Regions from separate parts of the Homo sapiens genome. Here regions 1 and 2 are each linked to region 3. The links are chromatin contacts, found by Hi-C or POLR2A ChIA-PET in ENCODE. All regions are on one chromosome and are shown on one strand. The core of a region is the stretch at or near the end of the contact, and the rest is flanking DNA. Distances in the headings are between cores, read along the strand shown.

Region 1 (4,458 bases), core at 1-2,500, 430 kb before region 3:
CCACTTCTTCAACTAGGCCACTAGGCCCAAGCGCATGAACAGGAAGCCACTGAGAAGCGGGCCACATTTCCAGGTTCCCGGAGCTGGGCCTAGTCCCGAATCCTCTGGCACACACCCACCCACTCAGGCCGCGGGTCCAGCCCGCGAGGTTTAGGACGGATCCAGGCAGACCGCAGGCTCCGGGTCGGGGCACCGGGTCAGCGCGCCGGCCTGAAGGCGGCGTCCTGGGCTCGACTTCCCGCGCGCGGAGAGCCGGCGAGCCCGCGTCCGAGTTCCTGGACGAGAGCCGAGCCTCGCTTAGACCGCGCTCAGGACCCGGCTCCTCCGCATTCTCCGGCTGCCCCTGTGTCCTCGACTCACCCCTCCTTTCTGCCGCTCCTTCCTTTCCTTGCCCTGCTTTTACTGTTCCCAAACAGGACCGCTTTTCCTGTCTCCCAGCTGGAAAGGAGGAAGGGAGAGAGTCCAGAAAGGATCGGTGATGTGGAAGAAAAGGGGAGGAGGGGACATGGAGGGGGAGACCGGAGAGAGAACGTACGCCGAGGAGTCAGGCGGCGGGATCAAGGGGAGTCGGGGTGTCTGGGCGCGGGGCAGAGCGTGGAGGCGGCAGCGGCCAACGGTCGCCAAGACAACCATTCTACGCGAGGACGCGGCGACAGGAGGGGAGCGGCCAGCAGGGGAGGGGAGCGCGGGGGAAGAGGAAAGAGGAAGAAGCGCTCAGATGCTCCGCGGCTGTCGTGAAGGTTAAAACCGAAAATAAAAATGGGCTAGACACAAAGGACTCGGTGCTTGTCCCAGCCAGGCGCCCTCGGCGACGCGGGCAGCTGGGAGGGGAATGGGCGCCCGGACCCAGCTGGGACCCCCGGGTGCGACTCCACCTACCTAGTCCGGCGCCAGGCCGGGTCGACAGCTCCGGCAGCGCCAGCGCCGCGCCGTGTCCAGATGTCGCGTCAGAGGCGTGCAGCGGTTTAGTTTAATTTCGCTTGTTTTCCAAATCTAGAAGAGGAGCGGAGCGGCTTTTAGTTCAAAACTGACATTCAGCCTCCTGATTGGCGGATAGAGCAATGAGATGACCTCGCTTTCCTTTCTTCCTTTTTCATTTTTAAATAATCTAGTTTGAAGAATGGAAGACTTTCGACGAGGGGAGCCAGGAATAAAATAAGGGGAATAGGGGAGCGGGGACGCGAGCAGCACCAGAATCCGCGGGAGCGCGGCTGTTCCTGGTAGGGCCGTGTCAGGTGACGGATGTAGCTAGGGGGCGAGCTGCCTGGAGTTGCGTTCCAGGCGTCCGGCCCCTGGGCCGTCACCGCGGGGCGCCCGCGCTGAGGGTGGGAAGATGGTGGTGGGGGTGGGGGCGCACACAGGGCGGGAAAGTGGCGGTAGGCGGGAGGGAGAGGAACGCGGGCCCTGAGCCGCCCGCGCGCGCGCCTCCCTACGGGCGCCTCCGGCAGCCCTTCCCGCGTGCGCAGGGCTCAGAGCCGTTCCGAGATCTTGGAGGTCCGGGTGGGAGTGGGGGTGGGGTGGGGGTGGGGGTGAAGGTGGGGGGCGGGCGCGCTCAGGGAAGGCGGGTGCGCGCCTGCGGGGCGGAGATGGGCAGGGGGCGGTGCGTGGGTCCCAGTCTGCAGTTAAGGGGGCAGGAGTGGCGCTGCTCACCTCTGGTGCCAAAGGGCGGCGCAGCGGCTGCCGAGCTCGGCCCTGGAGGCGGCGAGAACATGGTGCGCAGGTTCTTGGTGACCCTCCGGATTCGGCGCGCGTGCGGCCCGCCGCGAGTGAGGGTTTTCGTGGTTCACATCCCGCGGCTCACGGGGGAGTGGGCAGCGCCAGGGGCGCCCGCCGCTGTGGCCCTCGTGCTGATGCTACTGAGGAGCCAGCGTCTAGGGCAGCAGCCGCTTCCTAGAAGACCAGGTAGGAAAGGCCCTCGAAAAGTCCGGGGCGCATTCGGCACTTGTTTTGTTTGGTGTGATTTCGTAAACAGATAATTCGTCTCTAGCCCAGGCTAGGAGGAGGAGGAGATAACCGCCGGTGGAGGCTTCCCCATTCGGGTTACAACGACTTAGACATGTGGTTCTCGCAGTACCATTGAACCTGGACCTCCCTTCACACAGCCCCTCAATCGTGGGAAACTGAGGCGAACAGAGCTTCTAAACCCACCTCAGAAGTCAGTGAGTCCCGAATATCCTGGGTGGGAATGACTAAGACACACACACACACACACACACACACACACACACACACACACACACAGTAGGAAAGGTGTATTTCAAGCACACTTTCTTTCTCCTTGGGGAGAATTATTGCTAACCATCTAAGTTTTCTGGAGGCGGCCTTTTTTCTCCCCAGCCTCCCGGCGGGGTCACCCTCTCCCACCTTCCAGGAGAGTGGAGGACCCGTGAGATACGGGGCACGCAGGCAGCGACTTCCTGAAATGCTAACAAGGATCGTAGGATCAGTTACTGCTGCGAGGAGCAAGCACTTGCTTCTTGGGGGAGTTTTGCAGCCAACAGGGAAATGGGCTTTCTTTGTGAGTTAGAGGTAGAGGTCCGGCGGCCTGAGTGATTGAAACTGCTCGGGACAATGCTCGTATGTTTAGCAAACGACAGAACTGTAGAACTGTTCCTGAGAAATCCCAACTGATAGTATTTTAGTCATCTCAGACGACAGTTAGCACAGTTTAAAAATGAGGCCTACTTCTTGAAAAACAGAATCCAAGGTAGTTTTGTCCTCACATTGACAAATGTTGACACAGCCAGTGTAATTTCCTATAACCAGGAAAACTGAAAGAATATATGTACAGTTAAAATATGTACAATGCTAATTAAAACTTGTGTAATAAGTCTAAAAGTAATTTAATGAGGCTTCACTTTTATGACCGTCCTTGTGGTATGCTTCGCCAGGAATATATAGCTTCAAAAAGCAAAGGCCAGCGGAGGGGTAATTATTTTTTTACTGCAATGTTAATTGTCTCTTTGACATGGAAATATAAACCTGTTAAAACTATCAGTGTTTAATTTAGTGTCTCAATTTCTATTAGCAAAAATTTATAATCTATAGGATAAATGCACATTTTATTTTTTACTTTTCATATTATGCAAGTTAATTTTTTTAATTTAGTCAAAGGAGCTTATAAAGGATTTCAGGGCCTGTTGCTGGATTTGATTTTAATTCATTTTGAAACATTGACAAGACCCTGGTTGTTGTTTTTTTTAACAGTGGTTTATCCGTATCAGCAAAAGTTTAGCCACTGTGACCGGTAACTGTATGAATATAGTTCTTAATATTATTGTCTATATAAAAATATTTATTACTCTAGTTAATATTATTCTATATAAAATCATTTTGTTTAAATTATTAAGTTGCCTCTGAAAATCTGTAGTAACAAAGTAGAACATGTCAATGTATATAAATGCCATAATTATGTATTTTTTAGTTTAGGCCTATAAAACATAACATTGTGGTGATTTTAAGTTAGAGAAAATATTTTATAGTATGTTAATGTATATGCATGAAATGCAAAAATATTTAAATGATAGGTTCATTGAAATAGATCATTTTTTGTTATTTAGGTATAAATCAATTTTCAGGACGTATGTGAAAAGCGCAATCTTCAGGAAGTTTCTCAAGATAGAACACAGCTTGGATAGAATGTCTTGAAATATATGCAATTTTCCAATTTCATATGTAAAATGATATACATAATATAAAATCTAGCGGTGTTAATTATAATGATATGTAATTATATATTTCACATTAATATATTTTATGCCCATGGCTATATTGATTTGGGAATATATATGGATACTAATTATGTTAGGATTCATACAATTCCTTGAGAGGCACAAGTGCTAAAAATTACTTGTATGAATTATTTAATATCATTGCAAATAAGATGTTATTTTAACTTTTTTTAAGTTTCTGCAAATATGTTTATTATGACTTTTTATTTTTATATGATTGGAAATACATATACTAAAATTCCACGTTACCAGTTTCTTAACCACAGAAACCTGAAAAATTGCCATAGTTGATTTGTTACTTCTACCTTGGTGCATTTACAAAATAGTCATATTTTTATTATGAAGTTAAATATTCATTTGTTTATAGCTACTTCAGAAGGCTCAGGTTATTTTTTTCTTTAATAGCACAGAGTCCTCTCAAGGTAAGCACTGTGCAGTTAGTATAAACCATTATTCCCCATGTGTACATGATTCACAGTTTGTATTGTGTTCCAAGTGAACCATAGCCCTTTCAGAAATCAAGACTTATATTCATTTTACTTCTTTGAGTACTCTTGAATTTTAGAAAGTCCATTATGATCCTAAGGTAGCAACAACATAGCCTATTACCGTCTATGATGGTTTACAGATCTATTATTCCACGTTAGTTCATCACTATCAACTACCATGATAGAGTTAAGCTAAACCATTTTCCCAACATATGAAAAACTCCTATTACTAAAGTGAT
Region 2 (4,474 bases), core at 179-2,678, 420 kb before region 3:
GCCTCAGCCTCCTGAGTAGCTGGAATTACACACGTGCGCCACCATGGCCAGCTAATTTTTGTATTTTTAGTAGAGACGGGGTGTCACCATTTTGGCCAAGCTGGCCTCGAACTCCTGACCTCAGGTGATCTGCCCGCCTCGGCTTCCCAAAGTGCTGGGATTACAGGTGTGAGCCACCGCGTCCTGCTCCAAAGCATTTTCTTTCTATGCCTCAAAACAAGATTGCAAGCCAGTCCTCAAAGCGGATAATTCAAGAGCTAACAGGTATTAGCTTAGGATGTGTGGCACTGTTCTTAAGGCTTATATGTATTAATACATCATTTAAACTCACAACAACCCCTATAAAGCAGGGGGCACTCATATTCCCTTCCCCCTTTATAATTACGAAAAATGCAAGGTATTTTCAGTAGGAAAGAGAAATGTGAGAAGTGTGAAGGAGACAGGACAGTATTTGAAGCTGGTCTTTGGATCACTGTGCAACTCTGCTTCTAGAACACTGAGCACTTTTTCTGGTCTAGGAATTATGACTTTGAGAATGGAGTCCGTCCTTCCAATGACTCCCTCCCCATTTTCCTATCTGCCTACAGGCAGAATTCTCCCCCGTCCGTATTAAATAAACCTCATCTTTTCAGAGTCTGCTCTTATACCAGGCAATGTACACGTCTGAGAAACCCTTGCCCCAGACAGCCGTTTTACACGCAGGAGGGGAAGGGGAGGGGAAGGAGAGAGCAGTCCGACTCTCCAAAAGGAATCCTTTGAACTAGGGTTTCTGACTTAGTGAACCCCGCGCTCCTGAAAATCAAGGGTTGAGGGGGTAGGGGGACACTTTCTAGTCGTACAGGTGATTTCGATTCTCGGTGGGGCTCTCACAACTAGGAAAGAATAGTTTTGCTTTTTCTTATGATTAAAAGAAGAAGCCATACTTTCCCTATGACACCAAACACCCCGATTCAATTTGGCAGTTAGGAAGGTTGTATCGCGGAGGAAGGAAACGGGGCGGGGGCGGATTTCTTTTTAACAGAGTGAACGCACTCAAACACGCCTTTGCTGGCAGGCGGGGGAGCGCGGCTGGGAGCAGGGAGGCCGGAGGGCGGTGTGGGGGGCAGGTGGGGAGGAGCCCAGTCCTCCTTCCTTGCCAACGCTGGCTCTGGCGAGGGCTGCTTCCGGCTGGTGCCCCCGGGGGAGACCCAACCTGGGGCGACTTCAGGGGTGCCACATTCGCTAAGTGCTCGGAGTTAATAGCACCTCCTCCGAGCACTCGCTCACGGCGTCCCCTTGCCTGGAAAGATACCGCGGTCCCTCCAGAGGATTTGAGGGACAGGGTCGGAGGGGGCTCTTCCGCCAGCACCGGAGGAAGAAAGAGGAGGGGCTGGCTGGTCACCAGAGGGTGGGGCGGACCGCGTGCGCTCGGCGGCTGCGGAGAGGGGGAGAGCAGGCAGCGGGCGGCGGGGAGCAGCATGGAGCCGGCGGCGGGGAGCAGCATGGAGCCTTCGGCTGACTGGCTGGCCACGGCCGCGGCCCGGGGTCGGGTAGAGGAGGTGCGGGCGCTGCTGGAGGCGGGGGCGCTGCCCAACGCACCGAATAGTTACGGTCGGAGGCCGATCCAGGTGGGTAGAGGGTCTGCAGCGGGAGCAGGGGATGGCGGGCGACTCTGGAGGACGAAGTTTGCAGGGGAATTGGAATCAGGTAGCGCTTCGATTCTCCGGAAAAAGGGGAGGCTTCCTGGGGAGTTTTCAGAAGGGGTTTGTAATCACAGACCTCCTCCTGGCGACGCCCTGGGGGCTTGGGAAGCCAAGGAAGAGGAATGAGGAGCCACGCGCGTACAGATCTCTCGAATGCTGAGAAGATCTGAAGGGGGGAACATATTTGTATTAGATGGAAGTATGCTCTTTATCAGATACAAAATTTACGAACGTTTGGGATAAAAAGGGAGTCTTAAAGAAATGTAAGATGTGCTGGGACTACTTAGCCTCCAATTCACAGATACCTGGATGGAGCTTATCTTTCTTACTAGGAGGGATTATCAGTGGAAATCTGTGGTGTATGTTGGAATAAATATCGAATATAAATTTTGATCGAAATTATTCAGAAGCGGCCGGGCGCGGTGCCTCACGCCTTGTAATCCCTTCACTTTGGGAGATCAAGGCGGGGGGAATCACCTGAGGTCGGGAGTTCGAGACCAGCCTGGCCAACAGGTGAAACCTCGCCTCTACTAAAAATACAAAAAGTAGCCGGGGGTGGTGGCAGGCGCCTGTAATCCCAGCTACTCGGGAGGTTGAGGCAGGAGAATCGCTTGAACCCGGGAGGCTGAGGTTGTAGTGAACAGCGAGATGGAGCCACTTCACTCCAGCCTGGGTGACAGAGTGAGACTTTGTCGAAAGAAAGAAAGAGAGAAAGAGAGAGAGAAAAATTATTCAGAAGCAACTACATATTGTGTTTATTTTTAACTGAGTAGGGCAAATAAATATATGTTTGCTGTAGGAACTTAGGAAATAATGAGCCACATTCATGTGATCATTCCAGAGGTAATATGTAGTTACCATTTTGGGAATATCTGCTAACATTTTTGCTCTTTTACTATCTTTAGCTTACTTGATATAGTTTATTTGTGATAAGAGTTTTCAATTCCTCATTTTTGAACAGAGGTGTTTCTCCTCTCCCTACTCCTGTTTTGTGAGGGAGTTAGGGGAGGATTTAAAAGTAATTAATACATGGGTAACTTAGCATCTCTAAAATTTTGCCAACAGCTTGAACCCGGGAGTTTGGCTTTGTAGTCCTACAATATCTTAGAAGAGACCTTATTTGTTTAAAAACAAAAAGGAAAAAGAAAAGTGGATAGTTTTGACAATTTTTAATGGAGACGGGAGAAGAACATGTAGAAAAGGGGAAATGATGTTGGCTTAGAATCCTAACTACATTGGTGTTTAATATAGGAACATTTATTTATATAACATTTTAAAGTACTAAATTCATATTAGTATATTATCAAATGGATATATTATCAAATGGGTTTAAGCATCCTACACATTTTAATTCAATTGATTCATTTTCTTTTTGCTTTGGATTTCTATCATGATTTAAATATTTACATATGGGTTACTTTTTAGATTTTTCATACTATGAAATATAAGAAAAACCTTTAAGGCTAGTTTTATGACCAAGACGAAGGACTTCATTGAATACACAAAACAATAAATATACTGCAACATTTTGTCTTTCTTTTTGTAGCTGCAATTTGGTTTGCTTATACTTTCTCTTTGTCTCTTTGAAAACTGAGTCAGTTTCACTTTCTCAGGACAGGATTTAATAACCATAATATAATTTAGTATAATTCCTTGATTTAGGCAAATTATGCAATTTGTGTTTAGTATGAAATGTACCTAAAAATAAGTAACTCCTCTTTAACACCACCATCCTCAAACTAATATAACAAATAACAGTTATCCTAAAATAAATTGTCTACTTCCACCATGCAGCACTCAAATTTTAAGGTTGCTATGACTGCAGACAGTATTTTAAAATTCCTCTCTGGAAATGGCTTTGTTTCCAAGATGATTTAGGAACCAAAGAGGTGACCATCTCTTGTTTAATGAACTCTCAAATCATAAACCTGGGAAGTGTTTTAGTTTCCTACTGCTGCTGTTACAAATTATCACAAATGTGTTAGCTAAAACAAACACAAAATTATTATTTTACAGTTCTAGAGATCAGAAGTCAAAAATGGGTCCACAAGGTTTCATTCCTTTTGGAAACTCTAAGGGGCAATCTGTTTCCTTGTCTTTTCCAGCTTCTAGTGACCATCAAATTCCTTGGCTCATGGTCTCTGTATTTTCTCTGTGGCCTGTGCTTCCATTCTTGTATCTTCTCTCTGACTGTGACCCTCTAATAAAAACACTTGGGGTTATGTTGGGCCCACCCTGAAAATTCTGGATAATCTCCCTCAAGACCATTAATTAAATCACATCTGCAAAGCCTCTTTTGCCACATAAGTTAATGTATTAAAAGTTTTTGAGGATTAGGACATAGACATTGGGGGTGGGGGGGCATTATTCAGCCTACCACAGGAAGGAATTTTAGGGTTAATTAAACTAGCCTTCTTATTTTATACTTGAAGAAATTGAAGTTTTGGAATTGGAGAGCATTATGCTAAATGAAATAAGCCAAACACAGAAAGACAAATATCACATGTTCTCACTTATCTGTGAAATATAAAACAATTACATTCTTAGCAGTAAAGAGTAGAATGGTGGTTACTAGAGCTGGGGGGTGGGAGGAATGGGGAGATGGTAATCAAGATATAAAGCCTCAGTTAAGATGGGAGGAATAAGTTTGATTGTTTTTTTTGAGATGTGTTTCATAGCATGATGAATATAGCTAAATAGTAAATCCCAAATGCTCTCATTTGACAAAAATGTCAAATATTTGAGATGATGGATAGGTTACTTAGCTTGACTTAATAATTCCCCATTGTGTT
Region 3 (4,423 bases), core at 1,363-3,862:
TTAAATAAAATAAAGATTGTATTCTACTCTCTTCTGAAAGTCCTTGATTACCAGTGGATGTATAAAGACGTGATAACTAATACAGAACAAGTTTTATGGTACAGAAATTATTAATCACTAAAATAATACATTAAGCTTTGTAAGTAATATATTTAGAAATAATTTAAATGCCAGTAGAAACTTTGACTTATTTATTCATTTTAGGGTACAACTAGAAAATGAGTAGTGGTTCATCTTTTACTTGCAGGTAAAGGTTGAGGAGGAAATTCTCACATTCAAGATGATGCTGTCATTATAATGAAGTAAGATGGAACAAAAAGTTGTATGTGAAGTACCCTGGGCAAGCCCCTTTGATAGTTTTAGCTACAGATGCCTGTGTGTTTGCAATGTGGGCCTCTTATGGCTGTATTCTATTAGCTCTGGGTTTACTGTGATATTATGTATATTTGTCTTGGGCCAAACAGCTTGCTTGCCTCAGTTGAAGTCTAAAAGATACTATGGGCTTAAGACACTTTTTGTTTATTTGCTATTTGAGGTGAATTATTCCTTCTTTGCTTCTTTGCTATTCATAATATTATGATATATAATTTTGGCTATGCAATTGTGTAATCTTTTCTATAATATTATTTTGGGCTTCTGTATAAAAGCTTAAAAATATGTTCCACGAATGAGATGCTTATGCTTGTTTATTCAATATTTTTTTCTGTTGGACTTTGGACAAAGTCTTGCCTAGTGGGATTCACATATAAGGAAAGCTTTTTTTTCTTGTTACTCACAGAATTACGATGTTTAAAATAGCTATTTGAGTTCAATGATACTATACTTTCCATAATAAATTTAGAGTACTTTTTTCACTTCAAAGAATGCTTTTGAGTTTTCCATGAATAGGTTTCACTAACTACATTTTTAAAAAGACCTTAGCTCTGAGGTTTATCCTCTTTTACATCTTAAGGTACATTTTTCATGATTTCTAAAATATTTGCTTTTTAAAAATACTAGGACTGTTAATTTTAAAAATTCATTTTTCAAAATTTTCAGAAATTTTAATATTAAGAATCTGTTTAATTTTTTTTATTTCTTGGTCAAGGCAGTCATATGGTTTGAGATTTCTCAGTTCTTTAAAATGGGAGTTCATAAATTCAACCTGTTCTAAGCTAACTGTAGTGATTCCTAGCTGTCGTTTACTTAACACTATTAACCATTAAACACTACTGACATCTCAACTCAAAACATACACTTAGGTATAGGAAATAGTATACAAACATTTTATTTAACCATATCGTATGCAGAAAATTTAAAATTTGAATCTTTCTTATAGTCCTTGGACTCAAATCTTCATGCAAATACAATTTATATAATCAATTATATTTGACTTGTGTTTTTTAAAGTGGCTAAGGAAATGAGTACCAACTTATTAGGGAATATTTGATGAATATTTTTCGTTTTGGTTGAACAAATGACTACGTAGAGTTATATTTACTTCAAAATCAATAAAATACCACTATTAACCTTGCTCTGACGCTCCCACCCCCACCCTTCAACTCGTAGAATATTTTTTGGTGGTAACTAGACTGACCTTTGCCAAAATGTAATTACATTCAGAGAGAAATACAATTTTCCCCTTCAAATCCAGGTGAAAGGCTACCATGCTGGGCTTGCGGAGGGCATAGTTGAGTAGGACAGCCAGAACTTCTGGCTAGGTCATCGGGTCGGATTACCCTGCCATGTACCCCTCAGTATTTACTTCCAGAGATGGGCAACTTACTATAGTCTTCATGTTTAAGGAATTCAAACCCAAATGAAAAGTGTTGTGAAAGCATAAATATCTCTGCTTGTATACTACAGTACTGAATATGAAACCACATATTGCAATAAAAATAACTAACGATGGCCCATGCATTTCACAAGGCGCTCTCATACACCTGAAGGGGCAGTGGAAAGGTTCAGAGCACCCAGGCTGTCCCAAAGAGGGCGGAATCAAATCTGGGCGCAGGTGGGTACCCGGAAAAAATTCTTGGTGGAGATGGCATCTGAGAGAGGCGTCGAAGGACACGGAGGGTTGAGGATAGGAGAGAGGCCACTCCAGATGGAAAAACACCCTCGTTTTCCAAATGCCAGTTATACCACGGGGCCTGTGATAGCCGCCACGTTTCTAGAAGACCCCTAGAAGAGCAGGGGTCCGACCAAGGAAGTACTTCCGCTGTTCAATTTGCTAAGTTTGCATTCGGAGAGTACAAGGGCGAGCTCTGGCTCTTGCAGGTGGACTCCCTCTCCCTTAGCTCTGACTGCGAGAAGCTCCCACCCGCAAAGGGCTACTGTGCCAAAAGCGAGCGTAGTGGCCGCCGCTTCCCCCACAAAATTCCGTCACTCGGGAGCTGCGTTGCAGTGGAGAAACCTGGGTCCCGTCCGGGCCCAAGGGAGGAGGCTCAGCACGGCCGCTCCCGCAGCCCCGTCCAGGCGCCTCTTCCCTCCCCCTCCTTTCCGCGGCGGTCGCGGCGGCGGCTGGAGCGGGAGCCGGGGGCGGCGAGGGGCGGAGCCGGGGCGGAGCCACGGCGCTGGCGGCCCCGGCGGCGGCGGCAGGTGTGGATGGGGCGAAGGTGCGGGAACGTCCACTCCCGCGCGCCCCTCTCGGGGACCAGGGCGGCCTCCCAGGAGGAGCTTGGTGAGCAGCTGCGACCTGTGCATAACTTGGGGCGCCGCCAGGGGCTCGCAGGTTCCACGTCCGGCGCCTGGAGAAGGAAGACGCGCGTCCCCGGCCGCGGCGCCGAAGCCGGCTGGGGGACCGCCTGGTCCCGGGCCAGAGCTGGGAGGCGGTGTTCCGTGAGCCGCCTGGTCTGGGGTGCGGGGGGCGGGAAGCGGCCCCTTCGTGTGCGCTTGGGCGAGGCCGGGCGGCGCTTCTGTCCTCCTACTCGGACCCGCAGGTAAGCTGGGAGAGCCTTGGTCCCGCTGCGCGCTGAGCTGGCTAGGGAGGCGCCCCTCAAGGAGTTGAGGAGGCTTCGGGGCCTGGGCACACGGCAGTGGGCACACGGCAGTCGACACCCGGGTCCGAGGACCGCCGGCGCCCGTTGGCGCCCAAACGAGGATGCGCCGCGGGGTCCGGCGCATCCCGGAGCGCCGGCCGCCCTTGGCTCTTCGCGGAACCGCCGCCTCCTCTTGTCCAAATCTCAGGTCGTCATCCTGGCCCGAAGTCACAGGTTCGCTCTCTGTCCCTAAACCTCGAGGAAGGAGTTGTGTGTGTCCATGAGCGTGTTGGCGGAGAGCGCTTTCATACAGCGATGTTTGAGTTGAGCTCATTTTACCACCTAAAATTACTGTCACTTTAAAACTTAACTAAGCTTTCCCTTCTTAGAAGAGAAATTAGGCTTGTGGTTTACACCCATGGCTAGTAGGATTAAAGTTTGTTTTTGCCCTGTACAGCTGAGAAAATGTTTTGTAAAATCCTGAATTTTCCAACAGTACTTCTAAAAGAGCCTCCGATTCTCCAGCGAGACAATGGCAGTCATTAAAAAAAACACAGCGGAAATGTTCACTTAGAGCGGCTTCACTAGGAGAGAAGTTAAGGAAACCTTAGGCAAAAGTGACCCCTTAATTGACACCTTACAGGACCGTTTTTTTGACCTTGTATTAGTGGTAATAGGACTAAGAATGACAGCTCAAGAACTATACCTGGTTTGGAACTGAGGCTGTGGCCAGACGCCCCTCACTTTCCGGGGACCTCTAGTTTCTGGAATCGGGCCTTTGAACTTCCTTATTGAAATCCTGGCAGCTTTGAAGTGAAATTAGGAAAATGATCCTATTTATTCGCTGGAGTTTATTAACTCTGCATTAAAGTGTTTATCTCCTGGGCCAAAATTGAAACAATATTGTATTTTGCATTTTGTTTTAAATAAATTTTTACCAATTCAGGTAAAAATTGGATTTGAAAATGACAGTTAAGTCTAGGTTTATTTGTTGTCGAGTTTTGTATGAGGGGGCTGACTTTTAAGTTGTTTTTTAAAGTCCAATCCTGGTTATTTTTCATTGTCTTCAGAGGTTAATCTTTAGGTGAGAACTTTATCTTGATTTTAAGGCAAAAAAAGTAAAAAAGGCAGTGATTTAAGTCACCCAAAGAACTATAGTTCCTCCTTTCTCTTTTTTTCCTTAACTTGAGACAGAGCTTCCTGAAAATTGGGCAGCTGCTTTAATCTTATCATATAAAAAATGTTTCAAGTTGAATTTGGGGCCCTAAAATGGAAAATTTTGATTTGTGTTTGTTTTAATAGAATCATTAGACCTTATGGAATTATCAGCTTGGAGTGTTTATTTTCTATTTATACCATATTACTACTTTGTTGTACATGTTAATATTGCTTAGATGATAGGTAAATGTTTAGAGAAACCAGACTTTAATAAAGTACAGAATTATTCATTGGATGAAATTTTA

What was found. A loop is a pair of places that touch in the nucleus more often than their neighbours do. ChIA-PET counts read pairs that join two places held with the same protein, here RNA polymerase II (POLR2A). Pooled maps may share reads with other maps.
Region 1: a loop to region 3 is called in a map of IMR-90, with 3 times the contacts of the local background. The contact joins the promoter of CDKN2B-AS1 here to the promoter of MIR31HG in region 3. A Hi-C loop is called at or near these places in 4 of 168 maps with a recorded cell type or tissue (Calu3, IMR-90, ascending aorta and 1 more) and 10 of 50 pooled maps. POLR2A ChIA-PET finds 5 or more read pairs at or near these places in 1 of 52 experiments (HEK293).
Region 2: a map of CD8-positive, alpha-beta T cell shows a loop between it and region 3 (4-fold over the local background). The contact joins the promoter of CDKN2A here to the promoter of MIR31HG in region 3. A Hi-C loop is called at or near these places in 4 of 168 maps with a recorded cell type or tissue (CD8-positive, alpha-beta T cell, ascending aorta, chondrocyte and 1 more) and 5 of 50 pooled maps.

Annotation. Positions count from the first base shown.
Region 1 is chr9:21,991,583-21,996,040 of GRCh38, reverse strand. CDKN2B-AS1 (CDKN2B and CDKN2A antisense cis and trans regulatory RNA 1) reads right to left here and starts at 1,250. Exons shown (of 19, transcript NR_003529.4): 1 at 880-1,250. It overlaps LOC124902130 (a long non-coding RNA gene), which reads left to right and starts at 2,013. Exons shown (of 2, transcript XR_007061436.1): 1 at 2,013-2,155; 2 at 3,561-4,458. It also overlaps a transcript of CDKN2A not described here. RefSeq lists silencers at 797-996, 1,317-1,576.
Region 2 is chr9:21,971,811-21,976,284 of GRCh38, reverse strand. CDKN2A (cyclin dependent kinase inhibitor 2A) reads left to right here and starts at 1,428. Exons shown (of 3, transcript NM_000077.5): 1 at 1,428-1,607. The coding sequence starts at 1,458. RefSeq lists an enhancer at 871-920 and silencers at 1,101-1,200, 1,421-1,470.
Region 3 is chr9:21,557,987-21,562,409 of GRCh38, reverse strand. MIR31HG (MIR31 host gene) reads left to right here and starts at 2,612. Exons shown (of 3, transcript NR_152879.1): 1 at 2,612-2,921. RefSeq lists an enhancer at 3,051-3,837.